Regions from separate parts of the Homo sapiens genome. Here region 1 is linked to region 2. A link is a loop called in an ENCODE intact Hi-C map of the cell type or tissue named here. Cell type or tissue: mammary epithelial cell. All regions are shown on one strand. Links, peaks and the distances in the headings refer to the core of each region. The heading gives the core; the rest is flanking DNA.

Evidence for each region. Peaks named below come from ENCODE experiments on the same cell type or tissue, not always from the same donor. Only the 100,000 strongest peaks of a DNase experiment are listed, where the experiment ranks them.
Region 1: a loop joins it to region 2, with 5 times the contacts of the local background. A loop is called at or near these places in 50 of 110 quality-filtered maps.

The regions. Positions count from the first base shown.
Region 1 is chr12:52,501,314-52,514,656 of GRCh38, reverse strand. KRT5 (keratin 5) reads left to right here. Exons shown (of 9, transcript NM_000424.4): 9 at 1-82. Among named protein-coding and RNA genes, the nearest start is that of KRT5, 12 kb to the left of the region's middle. In mammary epithelial cell, for the core only: a CTCF peak has its summit at 7,347 (motif pointing right); a DNase peak (open chromatin) is centred at 7,416; H3K27ac peaks cover 1,329 bases.
Region 2 is chr12:52,369,216-52,379,369 of GRCh38, reverse strand. It overlaps KRT84 (keratin 84), which reads left to right. Exons shown (of 9, transcript NM_033045.4): 9 at 990-1,558. The coding sequence ends at 1,336. Among named protein-coding and RNA genes, the nearest start is that of KRT85, 6.8 kb to the right of the region's middle. RefSeq lists enhancers at 4,830-4,999, 6,507-6,676, 8,838-9,337 and a cis regulatory region at 6,591. In mammary epithelial cell, for the core only: a CTCF peak has its summit at 6,635 (motif pointing left); a DNase peak (open chromatin) is centred at 6,619.

The DNA of each region.
Region 1 (13,343 bases), core at 2,703-10,702, 130 kb before region 2:
AGAATCCCCACCCCAATCCCAAATTTTGTTTTGGTTCTAACTACCTCCAGAATGTGTTCAATAAAATGCTTTTATAATATAAGCTGGTGTGCAGAATTGTTTTTTTTTTCTAGGTTTACAATCAGCCTAGAGATACCATGAGGGTCAGTCTACCCAGATGTGATTGGTTCTTTTGATGATTCACAGGGAGAATGGGATAACATTTAAGGGAAAGTGGCTATTGGGGGTGGCCCAGAGACTCCAAGAAGCACAGAGATTATAAAGTCTCTGCAATGAAGGAGTCTCTGGAGGGCATTAACGGGCATGTGCATTGTACTACAATTTAGACAGATTTTAGAGCCTTTTGTTAAAGAGGGCCCTATGCAAGGTGAGATGATTTGCAAGTAGCAGCATATTTGGGCTTAAGTAAAGTTTGTAAATGAAGAATATGTTGCCTTCAGGACCTCAAAAGACCTAAAAGATGTTGGTCCTATTGTAATATTGTGGGCGCTAAGATGCTCAATAGCTATTTTTTGACAGTGTCAGGGATGGAGTAGCTCTTGGTTTACCAAATAATTTCTGAAATTTAATGTGGCAGGACTTTGCATGACCTGTGGGACAACGGCAAACCCTTTTTTTCTGAGCTCCTTGGTATCTATATGTCCTGAACGCGTGTATCAAATGCATCTCTTTGGAGGAGGATTCAGCAATGTAAATCATATCTGTACTCCTGGAGAAAGTCAGATGCATTTAAGAGCTTGACTGCAAAAATTGCATGTCATGGCAGGGCTGCTGAGGCAATCCCTGAGTATCTGGGAAAGCTGTGTCATGCCGCCTTGGTGGTGAAGCGAGTTGTGACTGAGAAGCTGTTGCAACGGGCATTCAACAGAATATTTGACAGCCAAATCCATAAGAAGGAAATATCTACCAGCTGCCAATTGGATAAGTCAATAATTTCAGTAATATTGGGTATGGAGCCTTAGTAGGCATGACCATGACATTATGGTTGTGGTAATCCACTGTGAGGCACCATTCATTTTTCCCAAGTTTAAAAATAGGCCAAATTAGGTTGTTGATGGAAAAATAATGGATATAAACAACCCTTCTCTAAATAGATCCTGTTTAATGGGCTTCACTCCTTAAAGGTCCTGTTTTAATTTACACTGGGGCATATTAACTATTTTAACTAGGGCTTGGGGAGGCCCATGGTGTCCCATTTTGCCAAACCAATTTATAAATGCCAAGGACTTGATTTAATTTTAATTTATGACTTATTGGGTTAGACTGTCCATGCCCATTGTGGGAAACGTTAGAGGATGCTATGATCGTGGGAAATTTAAGCAAGTCAGTAGTTCTGCTAATTAAAGTGAGGCATGCCTGTTTGTTCTCTATTTTTTGTTCATTAACTTCCCCAAGATTACAGGGGTACCTTGTTTAAATTTAATAGGATCCCCAGGTATAAGTATTATTTGAGCTTCAGTATGGATTAAGACCATGAAGAATTGTCAATTATTGTATGTCAGCAAATGTGAAAGTAAATTCAGAATTTATGTGGTGGAGACACCAAGACAGCCTGCACACCTTTTTATCTTTTAGATGTATAAATTATTTTAGCCAATTTTGGATTTCCAATTGTATCAAATTATGGATCTTTGTTTTAATTTTTTGTTTCTTCTCCCTGTTTTCAGGTTTCTCTCTCTCTCTCTATCTTTCTTGTGGTTTCTGAATATAATTTGGCAGGAGAGGAATTCTCTCTACTCTGCCCATATTTATATATTTATTCCTCCAAGGAGTCTCAAATCTGTATTGTCAGGGCTCGAGGCCTCCCCCATGGAAATAGTTGAATTAACCCTTTGGCTGTGCCATGTGTGTTTTCTCCTATAACCCGGAGGATGAGGATCTTTTCTGGTAACAGAGGCATAGGCAGCGGCAGCGGTGGCAACAGGAGCAACAGCAGCAACAGCAGCCAAGACATTTTACAGGACTCTAGTTAGTAAGCACTCTGGTTTTTTGTTTTTTTTTTTTTTCCTACAGAGTTTTGCTATTGTTGCCCAGGCTGGAGAGTAATGGCGCAAGCTTGGCTCACCACAACCTCCTCCTCCCAGGTTCAAGTGATTCTCCTGCCTCAGCCTTCCCAGGAGCTGGGATTAAAGGCATGCGCCACCATGCCCGGCTAATTTTGTGTTTTTAGTAGAGACGGGGTTTCTCCATGTTGGTCAGGCTGGTCTCAAATTACTGACCTCAGGTGATCCACCTGCCGTGGGCTCCCAAAGTGCTGGGATTACAGGCGTGAGCCACCGCGCCTGGCTGCCATCTGTTTTTAGGAGCGTGGCTTCAGCATGCCACGTAGTAACTGCTCTTCTTCCACATGAGTGACCACCAGAAGGGACCACATATCAGTCTTTTCCCTGAAAACTCCGTAGAATGAGGGCCGGCACCCGCTTGAGACACACAACCAGTAGTCACGGGGTAAGAGCCATTCCCCTTAGCTTAGCATCAGTCCCAGTTTATGCTGGAATCAAGAAATACAATTCAATACGGTATATACAGACAGGTCTGGGCTGAGGAACACGATTCAGGGCCTCCCTAAGAGGGCCCCCAATCCCATACTCCTGTCCTTAAATCCCAGTTTTTGAAACTTCTGACTTGGGTCAATTAAATCTGTAACAGAGGCTCAGCAGAACTCAGCAAATGCAGCCCAAAGCAACACAGCTCAAAGGGCAAGTTTGCCAGCAGGCAGCAACACAACTCAAAGAGCCCCCTAGTCAGCACACAGCAACCCAGAGCAAGACAGCAGAGCCAGACTGGAAGCCAAAGCAAGAAAGAAAAGACTCCGGTGGAAGCAGTCATCATCTAGACATCTAGCAGGCTCACAGTGCTGATTGTCATGACCACCTTCCAGAGGCAAGATGGACAGCCACACAAAATTTCGTTTAGCTGTTGAGACTGATGACATCACACACACACACACACACACACACACACACACACACACACCACACACTCCAAGAGGGGGTGAACGGATATTTAACTCAAATAATAAGGCTTTCTGAGGAAAGCAAGGCAGGACTTCCAAGCTGGTCCAAAAGTGGCTTGAGTGAGCAGGGTTTTTTATAGCATCAGGTTTTTTATGGTAATTAGGGGTGGGGCCTGCATGTGGTTTGAAGTTGGAAGTTGCTATCACTGCCAAAGGAAGGAACACCTCGGTTTTCATATCAGTTTTTCCAGATAATGAGCATAATAGGAAAGGGAGGCAAGGGGCTTGCTTAGAAGTTGTCAGCAGTCAAGCATCAGTGCAGTCAAGATGGTTTAATGTTTAAAAAATCATGTAATATACAAAATGAATAGAATAAAGGGAGATAAATCAAATGGCCGCCCAAAAAAACAAAAAATATTATACTTAATAGTAAATGAAACTTTTCCATTGAACAAAAAGGGGGTAAGGATAACTATTATCACAATGATTACTCAACTTTATACTGGAGATCTTAGCCATTGCAATAAGGCAAGACAAAGAAATAAGCATCTTCTGGATCAGAAGAAAAGCAAACTGCAGGCGATCACATATGACATAATTGTATATATAGAAAATTAAAATAATCTACAAACTACTAGAATTAATAAGTGAATGTATCAAGGTCACCAGAAAATCAATATACAAATATCAATTATACTTTTGTACACTAGAAAACAACAGTTAGAAAACAAAATTTGAAAGATATTTTTAGTAGCATAAAAAATCTAATACCTAGAAATAAACTTAACCAAAGATGTGTAAGACAAAAAACTAAAATGATCCTTTTGAAAATATTAAAGAAGACCTAATAAACAAAGGTATATGATATCTTCATGGATTGGAAAACTTAATATTGTAAATACATCAATTTCTCCAAATTGAACTATGGGTTTAATGCAATTTCAATCAAATTTTCACAGATTTTTTGTGGAAATTGATAAATCTATTCTAAAATTTGTGTTGAAATGCTATGATTTGAATGTATTGCCTCCAAAATTTGGATGTTGCCAATGTAATGATATTTAGAAATGGGGACTTTCAGAGTTCAGAAGCTTCACACAGGATTCAGTTAGGTTGCTCTTCTACTCTTCTGCCAGTTGAGGAGATAGCATTCCTCCCCTCCAAAGAATGTAGCCCCCATTAGACAACCAAACCTGTCAGTATCTTGATCCTGGACTTCCCAGCCTCCGGAACTGTGAGAAATAAATTTTTGGTTTTTTAAACTACCCAGACTCAGCTATTCCATTATAGCAGCACAAAATGAACTAAGACAGGAAATGAAAAGGAGCTAAAATAGTCAAAACAACCCTAAAAAAGAAGAACAGCTTTTACACTGTTGGTGGGAATGTAAATTAGTTCAACCATTGTGGAAGACAGTGTGATGAGTCTTCAAAATCTAGAACCAAAAATACCATTTGACCCAGGAATCCCATTACTGGGTATATACCCAAAGGAATAGAAATTATTCTATTATAAAGATACATGCATGTGTATGTTTACTGCAGCACTATTCACAATAGCAAAGACATGAAACCAACACAAATGCCCATCAATGATAGACTGGAAAAAGAAAATGTGATACGTATACACCACAGAATACTATGGAGCCATAAAAAGAAACGAAATCATGTCCTTTGCAGGGACATGGATGGAGCTGGAAGCCATTATCCTTAGCAAACTAATGCACGAACAGAAAACCAAACACCACATGTTCCCACTTATAAGTGGGAGCTGAACAGTGAGAACACATGGAGACAGGGAGGGGAACAACACATGCTGGGGCCTATCAAAGGGGTTGGGGGAAGGGAGAGCATCAGGATAAACAGCTAATGCATGCGGGGCTTAAAACCTAGGTGATGGGTTGATAGATGCAGTAAACCACCACGGCACATGTTTACTTATGTAACAAACTGGCAGATCCTGCACATGTATCCCGGAACTTAGTATCAAATTAAATTTTAAAAAATGATGAATAAAGTTGGAAGACTTATAGTTCCAGATACTGAAACTTATTATAAAGTTGTAGTAATTAAGAAAGTATGGTGCTGGGGAAATGATTGACAAATGGACCTATGAGATAGTATATAGAATCTAGAAGCAAACTACATATTGACTCAATTGATTTACAACAAAGGTACTATTACAGTGCAATAGAAAAAGGATAGTCTTTTCAATAAATGGTGCAAGGTTAGTTGGCTGTCTATATGGGAAAAATGTATTACGATTTCTACTTCATCCCATAGATAAAAATCATTTTCAGTTGTATTATAGTCCTGTATGTGAAAGGTAAAACAATAATTCATTCAGAAGAAAACAGAAGATATCTTTATGGAGTGAGGATAGGCAAAAATTTCTTAAATGGGATAGAAAAAAGCTTACCTTAAAAAATTGATAAACTTTGTTCATAAAACAACATGAAGAGAGCAAAACAGTAAGCCACAACCCCGCAAAATTTTGAATATATATAAATATTATATATATACATAATTTTTATATATATGTGAAATTGTATTCAGAATATACAAAGAACTACAAAACAGTACCCACAACAGCATTCTTCTCACAAAGGACATTCACAAAGATAAGTAATATGCTAAGCCATAAAACAGTCTCAATACACTTCAAAATATTGAAAACATACTGACTATGTTCCACGATCATGGCATATTAAATTAGAAAGCAGTAATGAAATATATCTCAACAATTCAAAAATATTTAGAAACTGAACAAGACTTCTAAGCAACCTATGGGTTAGTTAATGCGGATGATTTGGAGGAAGGGTCTTAAGCTTGGTCCTTGTCTATTGTCTGCCCCTTACAGGAGAAATCCAAAGCAGTAGCCCAGTAAACAACCTGTGCCCTTGTCTGTGATTCCATATAAAGGCAGGATGACTTCATAGGCAGGGTTGCCAGATTTAGCAAACAAAAATACAGGATGTGCCGTTCAGATTGAATTTCAGAGAAACAATAAATAATTTTTTTTAGTATAAGTATGTTCCATGCAACATGTGGAACATACTTACTGTATATTTTTTGTTGTTTATCTGAAATTTAAATTTAACTGGGCATTCTCTATTTTGTCTGAACAACCCTATTCACAAGTGACTGGGATGGCAATGCCTGCTCCAAGTCTCAAGCCAACTGGCATCTAGTTGGTCTCTCAGATCTGGGTAAGGGTCTGGCCTTTACTCGAGGCTGGCGAGGTATCCTGCCAGTAGCCTGCTGTCCTGGAGCTTTTCAGCTGGGGAAAGAGAACAGACTTTGCCTGGCACACCGGGAACTTGTCCTAACAGCTTTTGGGGCTTATACAACATTGGTGATCGTCCACCCAGAGTGTCCTCCAGAATCACTGACTGACAGAGTAGGGTGTGGAGCATGGTGAGTTGTCGGTGTGGAGAGGGGCAGTTCCTCAAAGATGAGGAATGTTTGTGGGATGAGAATGTTTCTAAACCAGCACATGGTCAGCAAGGCAATCTAACAGAAAGTTCATATTCTCAATCTCCTTTATTCAACAGAACAAAAGAAGGCAAAGAGAGCAAAGAAAAGCAGTGCAGAAATGCAGACTGCATCAGAAGGTACATCACACACCATTCAGGGACACTGCAAGGGAAGATAAGGACAACTTATTTGTCAGATGGGAACTCCTGAGTGTAGTTATGATGGGCAGGACTGTTGGGAATTGAAGAGAGGACTGCTCCTCTGCAGCTGGACCCAGATTGAGCTTCAGCTTTTAGTGGGTGGCATATGTCATTTTCATCTCAGAATTACAGCAGACTCATGTATCTGTAATAAGATGGAAGCATGAGAAGGATGTTTGCATGTCTGTGTGATAATGACCGTTGATCTTTTGATGGTGATCAATGGGAGCTCAGTGGAACAGGTATCAGCACAGAGGGGAAACAAAGGGTAGAAAACCTCAGCTCTGATTTAAAGAGCAAGAGAGACTAGAGGGACTTTTAGTTTGGGGTCTGGCACTTCAGGAGGTTGAAAGTCATCACTACATTCTAACAAAAAGTAAAAAATGGAAAAAATGAAAAGCAACAACTCTTCTTCATCTGTCAGAGAACTAAGATTACAGGGCAAACCACTGCCTTCCAACTGGAGAGTTAAAGAAGCAATTACAGAGAATCCCAACTTACCAGAGTAGTAACCCATGAGCAGAAATCTCCACAGGAACCAGTATTTGGGTAGAAAACCCTGAGCCATAATTGGTAAATTGCCGGAGGCTCCGTGTGGATAAGTTTGAGTGTTGAGAATTCCAGGGGAGCCCACTCTTAGAGAAGCATACTTAGTTTTACTCCAGGGGCTCCACCAGGTCCTCACAGAGAAAATGTGAGAAGAATCTCATGCTTCCAGTAGGGGGAGCAGACAAAGAACCATTTTGAAATAGACAGAGCATTCTGTTCTTAAGGCAGTCTGCCGTCAGGAACAACTATTTAACCACAGGCAGCCCTGCTGAGGTTTTATCAGAGCCTGGTCTAGCTGGAGAAAGGGAAATACCCAACCCCAGCTCCCTCCAGCTATGCTGACCCTACTTAAAGAGGTGAAAAAAGCCTCAGAAGCACTTGTGAAGTTCACAGCCAAGGGGCGCAGGCTCACTAAAAGACTGAGACCTAATTCTACTCATAGGTCTATAGAATACCTCCCCTCACCTCATACCTCATCACTACATTACTAAAGCTTATTTATCAGTTTCTTCCATCCATTTTCAACAAAAAAATTACAAAGCATACTTCAAGGTAGAAAACAGTTTGAAAAGACAGAGCAAGTACCAGAACCACACTCAGATATGGCAGGGATATTGGAATTATTAGATCGGGAATTTAAAACAACCATGATTAACAAGCTAAGAGCACAAATGAACAAGGTACACAACATGCAAGAACAGATGGGTAATGAAAGCAGATAGACAGAAATTCTAATAATAAAAAATAAATGCTAGAGATAAAAAACATTATAACAGAAATGACGAACGCCTTTTGTGGGCTCATTAGTAGACTAGACACAGCTGACATTAGAATCTGAGCTTGAGGGTATGTCAATAGAACTGTTTTTTCAGTTCTTTCTCAACTGAAAAGCAAAAATAAAAAAAGACTGAGAAAAGAAGAACAGAATATGCAAGAACTGTGGGGGAAACTATGAAAGATGTAACTTGTGTAAAAGGAATACTAGAACAAGAAATAGAGAAAGCAACATAATAAATATTGGAGAAAGTAATGACTGAGAATTTCCAAAAATTAGTGTCAGACATAAAAAAATACCTGTGTATATTATATTCAAACTGTAGAAAATGAAAGATAACAAAAATCCTGAAAGAAGCCATGGTTGGGGGGGAAACAACTTATCTATAGTGGAACAAAGATAAGAATTAAATCTCACTTCCTCACAGAAACCTTGCAAGCAAGAAAAGACTGGAGTAAAATATTTACTGTTGGGTGAGAAAACAGCAACACGGAATTCTATATCTTGCTAAATTATCCTTCAAAAATGAAGAAAAAATAAAGACTTTCTCAAGACAAACAAAAATGAAGAGAATATGTTGCCAGTAGTCCTGCCTTGCAAGAAATGTTAAAAGAAGCTCTTCACCAAGAAGGAAAATTATATAGGTCAGAAACTCGGATCTACATAAAGAAAGGAAAAGCATTAGAGAAGAAATAAGATCTAACAGATAAATGTTCGTTCAAAATAATAATAGCAACAATGTCTTCAATGTTTATACTTTATGTGTAAGTGAAATGAATGACAGCATTGATACAAAGGATGCGAGGGAGGAATTAGCGATACGGTCACCCCTTGGTATATGCCAGGGATTGATTCCAAGACCCTGCACATATACCAAAATCCTGGCATACGCAAGTCCCACTGTCAGCCCTGTAGGATCCTCTACATGAAAAGAAAAGTTGGCCCTTCATAATACTTGGATATTGCATCTTGTGAATTCTACATATATGTGGATCCATGCAGTTCAAACCCATGTTGTTCAAGGGTCAACTGTACTTGGTTATTTCAAAGAACTTGCAATACCCATGAAGCAGTATAGTGTTATTTGAAAGTAGACTTGGATTAGTTGTAAATGTATATTGCAAACTCTAGGGCAACCACTGAAAGAAGTAAAAAAAAAAAAAAAAAGTATAACCGATATACTAAAAAGGAGAGAAAATGGAATCATAAAATGCTCAGTTAAAACCACAAAAGATGAAAAAAGAGTGGGAGACAAAAAAGGAACGAAAAACAAGAGCAATAACTAGAAAACAGTAAGAAATATGGTAGATATTAATCCAACTATATCAATAATAACTTTAAATGGTGATGGTCTAAATGCACCAGCTTAAAGATAGAGATTGTTAGAATGGATCAAAAAACAAAACCCAACAGTATGCTGTCTAAAACAAACCCATTTTTAAATATAAAGACATATATGATTAAAAGTAAAGGGATGGAGAAAAGACATACCATGCTAATGCTAATTAAAAGAAAGCTGAAGTAGCTGTATTAATTTGGGACAGGACAGACTTCATAGCAAGGAAAATTATCAGTAAGAAAGAGGGGCATTACCTAATGATAAAGGTGTCAATAATAATCCTTAATTCCAAGATATAACTATCCGTAATATGTACGTGCTTAACAACAGAGCATCAAAATATGTGAGGCAAAAACCAATGGAATAATGGGGTAGAGAAACAGAGGAATCCACTATTCTAATCAGAGACTTCAACACTATTTTATATTAGAAAATATTTATATTGATTTTTTATTAGAAAATGAGTAAGGACATAGTTGAACTCAAAAACACCATCAATCACCTCAATATAATTGACACCTTTAGAACACTTCACCAAACAAGAGCAGAATACACATTCTTCTCAAGCTCACATAGAACATTCACACTGTGGCCATAAAACATACCTTAAAATTTTTTAAAAAATATAAATCATACAATGTATGCTCTCAGACCACAATAGAAGTAAGCTAGAAATCAATAACAGAAAGATAGTTTAAAAATCCCCAAATACGGCCAGGCATGTTGGCTCATGCCTGTAATTCCAGCACTTTGGGAGGCTGAGATGGGCAGATCACCAGATCAGGAGTGAGAGACCAGCCTGACCAACATGGTGAAACCCCATCTCTACTAAAAACACAAAAATTAGCTGCACGTGGTGGCACATGCCTGTAATCCCAGCTACTCAGGAGGCTGAGGCAGGAGAATTGCTTGAACCTAGGAGGCAGAGGTTGCAGTGAACCGAGATCACGCCACTGCACTCCAGCCTGGGCAACAGAGTGAGACCATCTCAAAAAAAAAAAAAAAATCCCCAAATACATGGAGATTAAACAACAAACTTCTGAATAACACATGGGTCAAGGAAGAAATCTGAACATACATTTTTAAATATTTTGAACTAAATAAAAATGAAAATATGACACCAAAATTTATGGGATGCAACAAAAATAGAGTTTAGAGAGAAATTTATATTGAATGCATGTATTCCACCTTAGAAACCTAGAAAAAAAGAAGGAAATTAAATTCAAAATAAGTAGAAGAAAAAAGTAATACAGATTAGAGCAGAAATAAATGAAATTAAAAGCAGGAAATTAATAGAGAAAATTAATGGAACCAAAAATGATTTCTTTGAAAAGACCAGTAAAATTGATAAGCTTCTAGCCAGGCTAAGAAAACAATAGAAAGGACACAAAGTTACTAATATCAGAAATGAATAAATCGACATCACTATATATTCCATGGGGATTGAAAGGGTAATGAAGAAATATTATAAACAACTCTACATCCTCAAATATGATAACCTAAATTAAATGAACCAATTTTTTGAAAGACATGATCTGCTAAAATTCACACAAGAAAAAATAGACTAAAGAAATTGAACCAATAGTAAATAACTTTCCAAAAGTTATTTATTTACCCATCCAGGCCTGGATGGGTTCACAGGTGGATTCTACCAAACATTGACAGGAGAAATTGTACCAATTCTCTATAATCTCTTTCCAAAGATAGGAACACAGAGAACATTTTCTGACTCATTCTATGAAGCCAGCATCACCTTAATACCAAAACAAGACAAAGATATTGCAAGAACAGAAAACTGTAGAGCATTATCTCTCATAAGCATAGCTGTAAAAATCCCCTATAAAATATTAGCAAATCAAATCCAACAATGCATAAAAAGAATTATAAAAGAATTATACACCATGACCAAGTGACATTTATTCCACGTATGACAGACTGGTTCAACATTTGAACATCAGTTAATGTAATCAATCACAACAATAGGCCGTAGAAAAAAAAACACATGATTATATCAATAGGTGTATTGTGAAAAACAATTTCACAAAATCCAACACCATTTATAATGCAAACTCTTAGTAAGCTTGGAGGAGAGGGGAAATTTTACAACTTGATAAAGAACATTTACAGAAAACCTGTGCTAAGATTATACTTAATGGTGAGAAACTAGAAGCTTTCCTGCTAAGATCAGGAACAAGGCAAGGATTTCCCCTCTCATCACTACTTTTCAAAATAACTGGAAGTCCTAGTTAATGAAATAAGACAAGAAAAGGAAATGAAAGTTATACAAATTGGGTGGGAACAAATAAAACTTTGATCACATGACATAACTGTCTATGTAGAAAAAAAGATGCAATGAAAAACTACCCAAACTTACAAGTGATTATAGCAAAGTTGCATGATACAAGGCTAATATAAAAAGTCAATCACTTTCCAATGTACTAGCAAAGAACAATAGGAATTTGAAATAAAAAACATGATACTACGTATATTAGCACCTCCAAAAATGAAATAGTTGGTATAAATCTAACAAAATATATACATATCTACATAAGGAAAACTACAAGCTCTGATGAAAGACATCAAAGAACCAAATAAATTGAGAGATATTGCACGTTCATGGATAAGAAGATTCAATATTGTCAAGATGTCAGTTCTTCCCAACTTGATCTACAGATTCAATGCAATCCCAATCAAAATCTCAGCAAGTTATTTTCTGTAGACCAAAAAATGGATTCTAAAGTTTTATGAAGAAGCAAAAGATCTAAAATGGCCCAACAAAATATTGAAGAACAAAGTCAGAGTACTGTCAATACTTAACTTCAAGACTTACAATGAACTACAGTAATAAAGGCCATGTTGTGTTGGTGAACGAGTTGACAAATAGGTCAATGGAACATGATAGGAAGGCCAGAACTAGACCCACACAAATATAGTTAACTGGTCCTTGACAAAGAAACAACAGCAATATGAGGGAGCAAAGACAAATGCTATTGAAATAATTGAATACCCCACATGCAAATGAATCTCAACACAAACTTTACACTTTCCACAAAATTAACTCAAAATGGATCATAGCCCTAAATGTAAAATGCAAAGCTATGAAACTCCTAGAAGATAACATAGGAGAAAACCTAGATGACCTTGGGTATGGTGATGACTTTTAAGATACAACACCAAAGCCATGATCCATGAAAGGAATAATTGATAAGCTGGACCTCATTAAAATTAAAATCTGCTCTGCAAAACACACTGCCAAAATGAGAAGGCAAGCCACAGACTGGAAGAAAATATTAGCAAAAGACATATCTGATAAAGGACTCTTATTCAAACTACAATGTATTAGATAACTCTTAAAATTAACGGTAAGAAACGACCTGATTATAAAATGGACCAAATTCTTTAACAGACACATCACCAATGAAGATAATACAAATAGTAAGTAAGCATATGAAAGATTTTCAACATCATAGGTCATCAGAGAAATACAAATTAAAACAATAATGAAGTATCACAACATGCCTATTAGAATAGCCAAAATCCAGAACACTGACAATGCCAGGTGCTGGTGAAAATATGCAGCAATGGGAACACTTATTCATTACTGATGGGAATGCAAAATGGTATAGCCACTTTGGAAGACGGTTTGGTAGTTTTGTACAAAAGTAAACATACTTGGCCGGGCACAGTGACTCACTCCTGTAATTCCAGCACTTTGGGAGGCAGAGGTGGGCGGAACACGAGAGCAGGAGTTTGAGACCAGCCTGACCAACATGGTGAAATCCTGTCTCTACTAAAAATACAAAAATCAGCCGCGCATGGTGGCGCTTGCCTGTAATCCCAGCTATTCAGGAGGCTGAAGCAGGAGAATTACTTGAACCCAGGAGGCGGAGATTGCAGTGAGCCGAGATCGCGCCACTGCACTCCAGCCTGGGTGACAGAGCGAGACTCTGTCTCAAAAAAAAAAAGAGTAAACATACTTTTGCCATACAATCCAGCAGTTTTACTCCTTCATATTTACCCAAAGAAATGGAAAACTAATGCCCACATA
Region 2 (10,154 bases), core at 2,155-10,154:
AATAGAATCTTCTTGAGAAGATGAGTCCTAGCCACCATCAACCTAACACTGGAAGGATCCCTGGGGAGAAAAGCGGATACTGGCATCCCTGTTTTGCCCACTCAGAGAAAGTACATGATTTGCCAGAACTTACAAAGCGAACCAGATTTCAAACCCAGATTTCTGACTCCAAAAACACAAATGAACACTGACGTGTAGTGGAACCGAGTGCTAAACTGGGTGGGTCAGACAGTCAGAGCTACATGTACTTGGAAGACAGTGTCCCTTCCCACTCCCATGGAGGCGGTGAGTGGTCAGGGGAAGCCACAGGCAATGGCTTTCTGCAGGAGGTCAAGCTTGAGTGAACATCATGGATGGCAGGAAGGATTCTGGGTAAGATGAAAGGGCAGGAAAGAGTGTACCCCTCCATGGATGGGGCTGGTCTAGCAAGCTCTTCTGTGGATTTGAGTCCTGAGGCATGGAGTTGTGTCCAAGGGAGAGCAGAGGGCTACAGAGCACAGCCACCAGTGGGTCAGGAGAGAGGCGACAAGGGACTAGTGTTGGAGGGGTTTCCTGTGTGCTGGGCTAGGGGAAATATGGAGACCACCAAGGGGCATAATACAACTGGAAGAGAAAAGGCCCATGGCTTTGTGGAAGCTGCTGTTCCAGCTGTCTGGATAATCCAGCTCACTACCTACATCTCACAACCCAACTTGACTTTAGCCGTATATAAATGACAGTCAACCTATGGATGCATGCAAACATCTGGGGAATTGGATGAAGTCGTCATTTTCATCTGAATGTTTGATTTTAATGTAGTCACAGTCTTTGAGCCATCCAGAGAGGGAAAAAGTGTATACTGACTGTATAGACAATAGGGACCACTTCCCCAGATGCCACAACCCTGACCCCACTCCCTCCCCACCAGACCCGGAGGTGCAGCCCAGGGGTAGCATGGAGGTGGAGGGCCCTGGTGTCGGCAGCCTCCCTGATGCTTTCTTTCTCCGCAGCCGTCAGCAGCTCCCGGGGCGGCCTGGTGTGCGGGCCTGAGCCTTTGGTTGCCGGCTCCACCCTCTCCCGCGGCGGGGTCACCTTCTCAGGTAGCAGCAGCGTCTGTGCCACCAGTGGGGTCCTGGCTTCCTGTGGCCCCAGCCTGGGTGGAGCCCGGGTCGCCCCGGCCACTGGGGACCTGCTGAGCACTGGCACAAGGAGTGGCTCCATGCTCATCAGCGAGGCCTGTGTCCCCAGCGTCCCCTGCCCCCTGCCCACCCAGGGGGGCTTCAGCAGCTGCAGCGGCGGCCGCAGCTCCAGCGTCCGCTTTGTGTCCACCACCACCTCCTGCCGGACCAAGTACTGAGAGCCCAGCCCCAGACAGCTGCTGCCCAGAGAAGAACCAGCTCCACGGCTCCTGCTTCTGCCCCCAGGGTTCGTGGGCTCTGGGCTTGACGGTCTCCAGCTCCCCTTTCTGCCAGGAAGCCACCCCTTAGCACTCCCCCGATTATTCTGCCTGGCCCCATGTCCTCTTGGAGGATTTTTCTGCCATGTAGATGCTCCATTAGCAGTTCCAGCTAAGCTGGCTTCTCCCTGCCTCCCAATTTCTGTCCTTTGGATCACTCCTCTCCCTGTCAGCAACAGCCTGGAGAAATGCACATTCCGTGCAATAACAACAATCCACCCAGTGCCCTCACCACCCGTGGCTTTGGGTTAATTTGGAGAATGGAGTTGACCGTCCACACTGCAGGCATCCTTAACTCCACATCCTTCACTTCCTTCTTCTTCCTTTCTCTGGTAGGAGAAGGTTCTTTCCTTCTCTCCCTGATGAAGGGGATCCCAGTCCTTGGTGGCCCCAGGCTCCCTAAACCCCGAGATGGCTTTTCTCCCAGTGGCTTCTCTCCGGCTGTTTCTCTTCCTGGGTTGTTGGTGTAACTCCAGCATGCAAGTCCACGAGGTGGGGTGCAGGCGGACAGGCGGGCTTTGCAATGATCCCCGTACTCCTGCCCCTGCTCGTGGTGTGAGGCCCAGCCCTGTCCACTGCAGGGTTGTGTCTGCAAGCTCCAAGGAGGCCTGGGGGTTGGGTGGGGTGGGCTGCCTGTGTGCACTACTCTTTGTGTTCCTGGGTTTTCAATAAACTTGCCAAGCTCACCTCACAGGGACTCTGGCCTCTCCTTCTGGATCACACTGGGGTTGGAGGAGTTGCCTCCTAGACTCCACCAGATCACAGCCTGCCTAGCTGAGGTAGGGCAGAGACTGGTGTCCTGGGCACAGGGAAGGCACTGAGGAAAGAGGGCCCAGGCCATTCGCTGGAGGGACTGACAGTTCTGCAGGGCATAGGAGAGGTAGCAAAGGCTCCAAAAACAAGTGGCAGCCAGCCCACTGCCCACTTCCCCCCACCACTGGGAATAGCCTTGTGCTCAGAGGCACCCTCCCCTGACCAAAGTGAACCCTGCCATCTGTTGCTCCCCAGGTCTCACCCACCCTCAGTTCCCCCAGTTCATCAGTTCATTATAGGTCCTTCCTGGTCTTTCTGTTCCCACTCGTGTCTCCATCCAACTCATTCATCACGATGCTGCTAGAAAGGCCTTTCTCACATAAAAAACTGACTGTGGTTCCCCGCAGCTCATATCCTTCGGTAGCTCCCCGTTGCCTCCCAGAAATAGCCCAAGCTCCTTAACATGGCATACAAGCCCTGTGTGATCTGCCCGTAGACTTCCACCTCCAGCCATCCCCTCCACACAGCCCACTGCCCACCTCTCATCTTTTGTCTATTCATCCAACAAACATTTGAGAAGTGCCTACCACATACCAGGCATGATGCTGGGAAAATGGTAATTGACAAGATTCAATTCCGGCCCTCAAAGAGCTTACAGTCCTGTCTGATAGATGGACAAGTGCACATGTCTGATAGATGGACAAGTGCATAAGCACTTGACTCAATATGCTAAGTACTATATTAAAAGCAGAACTCATGCTGTACTACCCAGACAAGAGGCCCCGCCCAGACTTGGGGCAACATTAAATGCTTCCTGAAGGATATAATGTCCCAGCAGAGGTGTGAAGGATGATGAATTAGCCATACTAAGAAGGAAGAAGTGTCCCAAGCAGAGGCAACAACAGCATGTGCAAAAACCAAGACGTTGGAGAGAGCAGAAGTTTGAGGATTTGCCTGGAGTTGAAATTGGCCATGACTATAGCATAGAGTGCAAGACATAGCGTCAGGTGGGGACAGGAGTCAGCCAAGGCACAGTCACGAACAGCACAGCTCCATTGGGGCACATGTCTCATAGTAGGAATGGTTTGCTGGTCAGCCTCACTCCAAGACAGTTCTTCTGAGGGAGCAGGAAGCACATCTCTCATTTTTATATGTTCTGCATTGCCAAGACCCCAGCCAGCACCCTGAGGATGTAGAGGTTGCCCTGCTCACAGCCTCAGGCCCTGCATGATGGTGGGGTCACCAGCCACTGGCCCTCCTGCTTCCAGGAGCTCATGACTTCCCACCTCATCTTCTACGTGCAAAGTCACACACACCCCTTGGGGGCAATTTTAATATTTGACATTTTTTAAGTCATTGATGGGCCCATAACAAAAAGAAGTAGACAAAGGAGAGTCAATAACTTGAAGACAGATCAATAGAAATTATCCAATCTGAAGAATAAAGAGAACATAAGATTTTTTTAAAGTTTTTTTTAAGCTAGAGGAAAATAACACATTACATATAGGGGAATAATCGTTCAAATTATCATAGATTTCTCATCAGAAACCATGAAAGACAGACGATGGTGGCACATCACATTTAAAGTGCCAAGGGTTGTGGAGGGGGGAGGGACTGTAAACACAGAATTCTACAGCCAGCAAAAGTCTCCTTCAGAAGCAAAGGCAAAAAGAAAACAAAACCAACAAAGAAACAAAAAGACATTCTCAGACGAAGGAAAACTAAGAGAATTTGCCATTTGCAGACTTGCTCTAAAAGGAAACGATATCAGAGAGAAACGTAATTTCAGGAATAAAGGAAGAACAACAGAAATGGTAAATATCTGGGTAAATATAAAATTTATTTTTGTTTCTTTTATGTTCTTTAAAATGTATATGACTATTGAAAATAAAAATGATAACTAGTGATGGGGTTTTAATTTATATAGATGCAATATCTATGATGACTGTCACATAAACTGGGGAAGGTAAACGTAAGTGATAAAATATCACCTCTAAGTAGACTGTGAAAAAGTAGATTACATACATTGTATCTCTAGAGTAGCCACTAAAAAGTAATACATAGAGATACACTCAAAAATCAATAGAGGTCAGGCGTGGTGGCTGACGCCTGCAATCTTAACACTGTAGGAGGCTGAGGCAGGAGAATCACTTGAGCACAGAAGTTCGAGACCAGCCTTGGTAATATCAGAAGACCCTTTCTCTGCAAAAATAAGAATAATTATAATAATAAATAAGTTTTTTAAGTCATAGATCAAAGGAAAATATATTAATATCTAAATAATCCAAAGAAGATAAAAAAGAATAGAGAAACATCAGAAAGGCCAAAAAGAAAACAAATAATAAAATCACAGACCTTAAATAAAACAATATTAATAATTACATATAGCATAAATGGTCGAAACACACTGTCAGGGAGAAAAAGCTTTCCTTTACCCACTTAGTTTTAGTGCTTGGAGTCTGTGAATTAAGATGACCAAAGACAGATTAACAGAAGGAAAGTTTAATGCCTACTGTCACTGTCTTTGGTAATTTGTGTCACTTTCAATCAACCTCATTTACTTGACATTTATAGAGCACACCACCCCAAACAGAAAAGTATACATTCTTTTCAAGTGATAATAGGGAACATTCACCAAGATAGACCTTGTAAATTATGTAGCCAGTCCTGCCTGAATAGCTCTATATCTAGTAAGTGTGCACTGAATGTACAGTTTTAAACCTTCCCACAGAGAAGAATTCAGGCCTAAGCATTTTCACTTGTGAATTCTACCAAACATTTAAGAAAGAATTCAACCCAAACTCTTCCAGAAAACATAAGAGAAGGGAAAACGTCTCAATTCTTTTTGAGACCAGCATTACCCTGCACCAAAACCCAATGACATTATAAGAAAAGAAAGCTATAAACTAGTATCCTTAATGAACAGAAATGAAAAAATCTTCAGCAAGGCATTAGTAAAGTAAGCACAGTAACAAATGAAAGGATAGTATATCATAACCAATGACAGTTTAGCCTGGGAATGCAAGGTTGGTTCAACTTTCAAAAGTCTATTAATGTAATTCATGATATCAACAGACTAAATAGGAGAAACAGTATAATTATCTTGACAGATGCAGAAAAAGCATTTGACAAAATTTAACATCCATTCTTGGCTTAAAAGAGAGAGAACTCTCAGCAAACTAGAAATTGAAGGGAACTTTCTTAGCCTGGCAAATGAAATCTAAAAAAAAAAAAACCTACAGCTGACAGCATACTTAATGGTAAAAGACTGAATGCTTTCTCTCTAAGATTAGATACAAAATAAAGAAGTCTGCTTACACCACTCTTAGTATTGTACAAGCTGTCCTGGCCACTGAACTAAGGCAAAAATATACAGGTTGGAAAGGAAGAAATACAGCTCAGAAGTCTTCATTTTCTATATAGAAAATTCTAGGAAATCTTTATTTAAATATCTACTAGAGCTAATAAGTGACTTTAGGAAGGTTGCAGGATGCAAGGTCAATATACAGAAATCAATTGTATTTCTATACACCAGCAATGGAAATTAAAAAATTGTTGAAATATCATTTCCAATAGTACCATTTAATTCCAAAGGATAAATACTTAGGCATAAACCTTTAAAAAGTATATGAGGATCTGTATGCTGAAAACTACAAAACATTAATGAAAGAAATCAAAGAAAACTTAAATAAATAGAAAGATATACTGTGTTAATGAGCTGGAAGACTCAATATTATTAATATGTCAGTTATCTCCCAGAGATGACATAGGGGTCAAACCCATGGACAAGGGCACAGGCAGACCTGAGTTCAATCCCAGGTCTTCCACTTACTGGCTGCGTGACCAAAGGTAATGAGAGGTAACAATAATACCTAACATATGTTGAACTGAGTAGTGTTCCAAATAATTCTCACAGGTTAACTCATTTTATTCTTTCAATATCCTTAGGTGGTAGGTGCTTTTATTATTTCCCATTTGACAGATGACAAAACTGAGGCCCAGAGAGGTTAAATAAGTGGTGAGGCACAGGAGCTCTGACTCCTGAGCCCATGCTCACCACCACTGTGCTGTTCTGCCTGTCACGTAATCTCAATACGCCTCTTGCCTCATTTGTAAAATGGAAAAATATGTCGTACCTCAAAGAGATGTGGGGATGACATGCAATGGTAATCCAAGGTGCTTGGCACTCAACCTGGCCCACAGTGGGTACACAATTGCTTCAGTAGTGGTGGTGGTGGTGGTGTTTCTCTTTTGTCAATGAACAATAGCTTTGTCAGCAGCTCAGCCACTCCAGTACCAACCACAGGTGGATGCAGAAGCGTCAGGGACTGTCTCCAGCTTCCAAAGATCTGGAAACCAGAGCCAGCTGCAGGCAGATCCCTGGCCTTCTCTGCTTCTGCCACGACTGAACTGCTGCCAGGCCAGCTGTGGGAATTTGCTGCCCTCTTCTGGCCACCAACTTCGGACAAGAAGGCGTAGGAGATTTTCAAAGCAGGCTACCAGCAGGATTGGCTTGTGCAATATAGCAAGGAGAGGAGGGAGCTTAGAGTCTTGTAAAACCATTTTGTTTTTCTCCAGATTTGTAATTAGGACACAAACATAAAAACAATAAGTAACAGCTTTTAAAAATAAATCTATCTCCTTTCTCACCAGCCCAACCCAGCCGTTTTCACCGTTCTGTGTTCTTTGTCTCCATGGGTATTCAGAAAACCACAGCCTTGAAGCAGGAAAGAGCCAGGGAGGGGTCTTAGTCCCATGGCTTTCAAACTGCATGTGTTCCTCGGGGCTCAAGGGCCAAGGCTTCCCACAAGCTGTCATTTTCTGCCAAACCTCAAATATCTAAAGTATCCAAGATAGCCATTCATTTATACATTCATCAGTCAACAATATTTACTGAGCACTTACTATATTCCCAGCACTTTTCTAGGTGAACAAAATGAACAAAACAGACAAAATCTCTGCTTCCATGGAGTTTACTTTGGGGTGATGGGAAAAACAGACAATAATCCACAAATAGAATAAATAAGTAAATTCTGGACTGTGTTAAGTGTGATGGAAAAATAAATAAATAAGAGCAAGATAAGCTGGATGGAGAGTGCCCTGGGGTGGAGGGCAGGTTGCCATTTTTTTAAAGGGTCAGAGAGATGGTATAGGGGCAAAGCCCTGCAGGAGGCAATGGGCAAGCCACTTGGATGACAGGGGAGCATTTGGGTGGAAGAGACAGCAGGGCACAGGCCCTGAGTCAGGAGTGCACCCTGTCCTGGTGCTCCAGTGGGAGGTCACTGTGGTTGCTGAACACAGGGAGACCGGTGACAAAGGCCACAACACAGACAGGCAGTGCAGGGCCTTGTTGGCCATTGTTAGGACTCCAAGCAAAATGGGGAATTGGGTGTTTGAGCAGGGTAGAGACATGATCCAACTTATGTTTTACGGGGCTTACTCTCCTCGGCTGAGAATGGAGTTGGAGGGCCAGGGGCAAACAGGGAGACCAGCATGTCAATCTTATCTATTCTATAACTACATAAGTAAATACATGGCTTTATATAGCTGTTTTCCTCCTAGGATTTGGGGAGATGGCTCAACTGCCAAAAAGAAAAGAAAGAAAACATTTCAAAACCATTCATGCAGTACATTCCTGAAATCAGAGGCTCTGTAACGACTGAGCCACTGCTCTGATCCCGAGTAACCATGGAAAACAGCAAAGCACCAGGGAATGCTGCCAATAGGAAGGCACGTGGACAGAGTTCGGGAGGAGAATGGAGTTTCTTGGAGTTGCCGTGGAGCAGGCCAGGGAGCAGCTGTGTCAGCTGGGCACGGAACCCCGCCATGACACACTGGAGAACGTAGAGTTGCTCTGACCCTCCTTTCTCTCACTTAGGGTCCCTGAATCATGCCCAAGTCTTGTGAAAGTCAAAGAGAGGGAAAGAGGGCTAAGAAGAGCCTCCAAGAGCTGCGTCTCAGCAGCGGCAGTGGCGTAGCCTTAGATGCATAATAAAAGTGTGGCCAGCAGAGGCAAAGGGCGGTACCCAGTTTGAATCAGCTGTGCAGGCCTTGTCCATGGGGAGCCCATCAGGACTGACTGAGGGGGACCAGCCCACTAGGAGGGATGGGAAGACAACCCACAAGAGCCCAGGCAGGCACAAACACAAAACTGGGAGGACAGACAGTGCAGGATGGGGAAGGTGTCAGCACCCTCCTGTCTTTGGACAAATCCAGGAAGTCTTCCTGGAAGGAGGGGATTTTAGCACAGTAGAAAAAGCAGAAGGGAAGGGAGGTAGTGGGCCTCTGGGGTTGGGGAGAGCCAGCTGCCCCAGGGAGCATCCCAGCTCAGGTAAAAAGCACCGCCTGAGAGTGGGGCTGAGGTGGGAGCAGTGAGGCCTCTGAGAAAACCCCAGAATATGTACCTCTGGAGTGGAGCAGATTCACAGGAGGTCTCAGAGGTTGCCTGGAGCTCCAGGGTAGAGTAAAGAACTTCTCTCCTCAAGTAGTTCTTGAAGACTTTCTGGAAGAAGAAGCCACTTGGGAGCAGTTTAAATTATGGGAAGGTCGTGGATTCTTCAGATTCCCGAAACTAGATGGGGCCTTCAAAAGGTGCAGGGTACAAGAGGGGACAGAGCCAAAGGAGGTGATGAGTGACAGTCCTTAGGACAAGAGAGTGTAGAAGGGGATAAATGGAGTTACCTGGGGAGCCCCAGAGAGGGCATTTATGAGACAGCAGGGAGGAGAAATCACAGCCTCCCCCGATGAGCTCACAAAGCCTTCCTGGAAGAGGCAGCTATTCTGAGACATTCCAGGCCAAGGTGTAACAGGGAGAAGGTTGGTGGAAGGAAGAGGGATGCAATAGGGCACAGGTGAATGAGGGCACAGTGAATGAGGGTGAGACACTGAAAGGAGATGGGGCTCCCAGCCCCCAAAAGATCCTGACTCTCAGGGCAACGACTTGGGTTCCACTGGGCAGAGTGGTTGGGTGATGGCTAGAGGCAGGCAGGAGGCTATGTGTTCTCTGTGTCCTCCCTGGGTAGAACCATAAGCAAAGGCCCAGGTCTTTCCAGGGCAGCTGTGCCAGATCCACCTGGCCTGACTTGCTCCCTGGCCCTGGACCACCTGGGGCCAGCCCCGTAAGGAATCTGCTCCCCTCAAGGCTTTGCCCTCAGTCCAGCTCCTCCAATCCGAAGCTCCACCTGGACAGCATCCTGGGAAGCCCCCAGCCCCAGCCCTGGGCTCAGCACTGCCATCAGCAGTGATGCAAGCTTCACCCAGCACGCACGAGCACATTCCTGTGGGCAGGGTGGGCCTGTCTCACCCCCGCACACCCTCGAAGGGGCTCATACCCTTGGGCTGGACAGACCTGCTGGTCCTGTAGAGGTATCTTAGCTCTGGAAACAGTGGAATACCCCCAGACTCCTGAATCCCCTGGCCCCACCTTCCCTTCCCATTTAGGGTGGAGGGTTGGATGGGGTGTGTGTTGGGTGCAAGGGAAAGCAGCTGAAACAGGAGCCTCCCTCCAGGACAAAACCTCCTGCCCCCAAGAAGGAAGAGAAATGTCTCTGGTCCCATCATCTTTAAGAACCTGGAGGAGGGCAGAGGCTTACGGGAGTTGTGGAGAGAGGCAGGTGTTTCTGGGCTTTCAGTCCCCTCTACCTGCCACGTTCGGACCCCACCCTTCTCCAGGAATCCCTCTTGGCCCATACCACACCAGCTCCAGGTCTACATGGCAGTCAGTCAGTGAACTCACTGTCCAAACATCCCTGTATCCCAGCAATAGGCCCCACACTGAGCTCCCCCATACAGCCTCCTCTCTCTGTCCCCAGACTCCACCCAAAATTGCTATACAAGTGAAATCAGACTAAAAAAAAAAACATTAAAAGCAGTCTTGAAAGGGTGAAGGAGTCATAAATGTGCAGAGGAGGTGAAGGCTGTGGCAGGGCAAGGAACAGCCCTTTCTGCTGGGTGAGGCAGGTGGGAA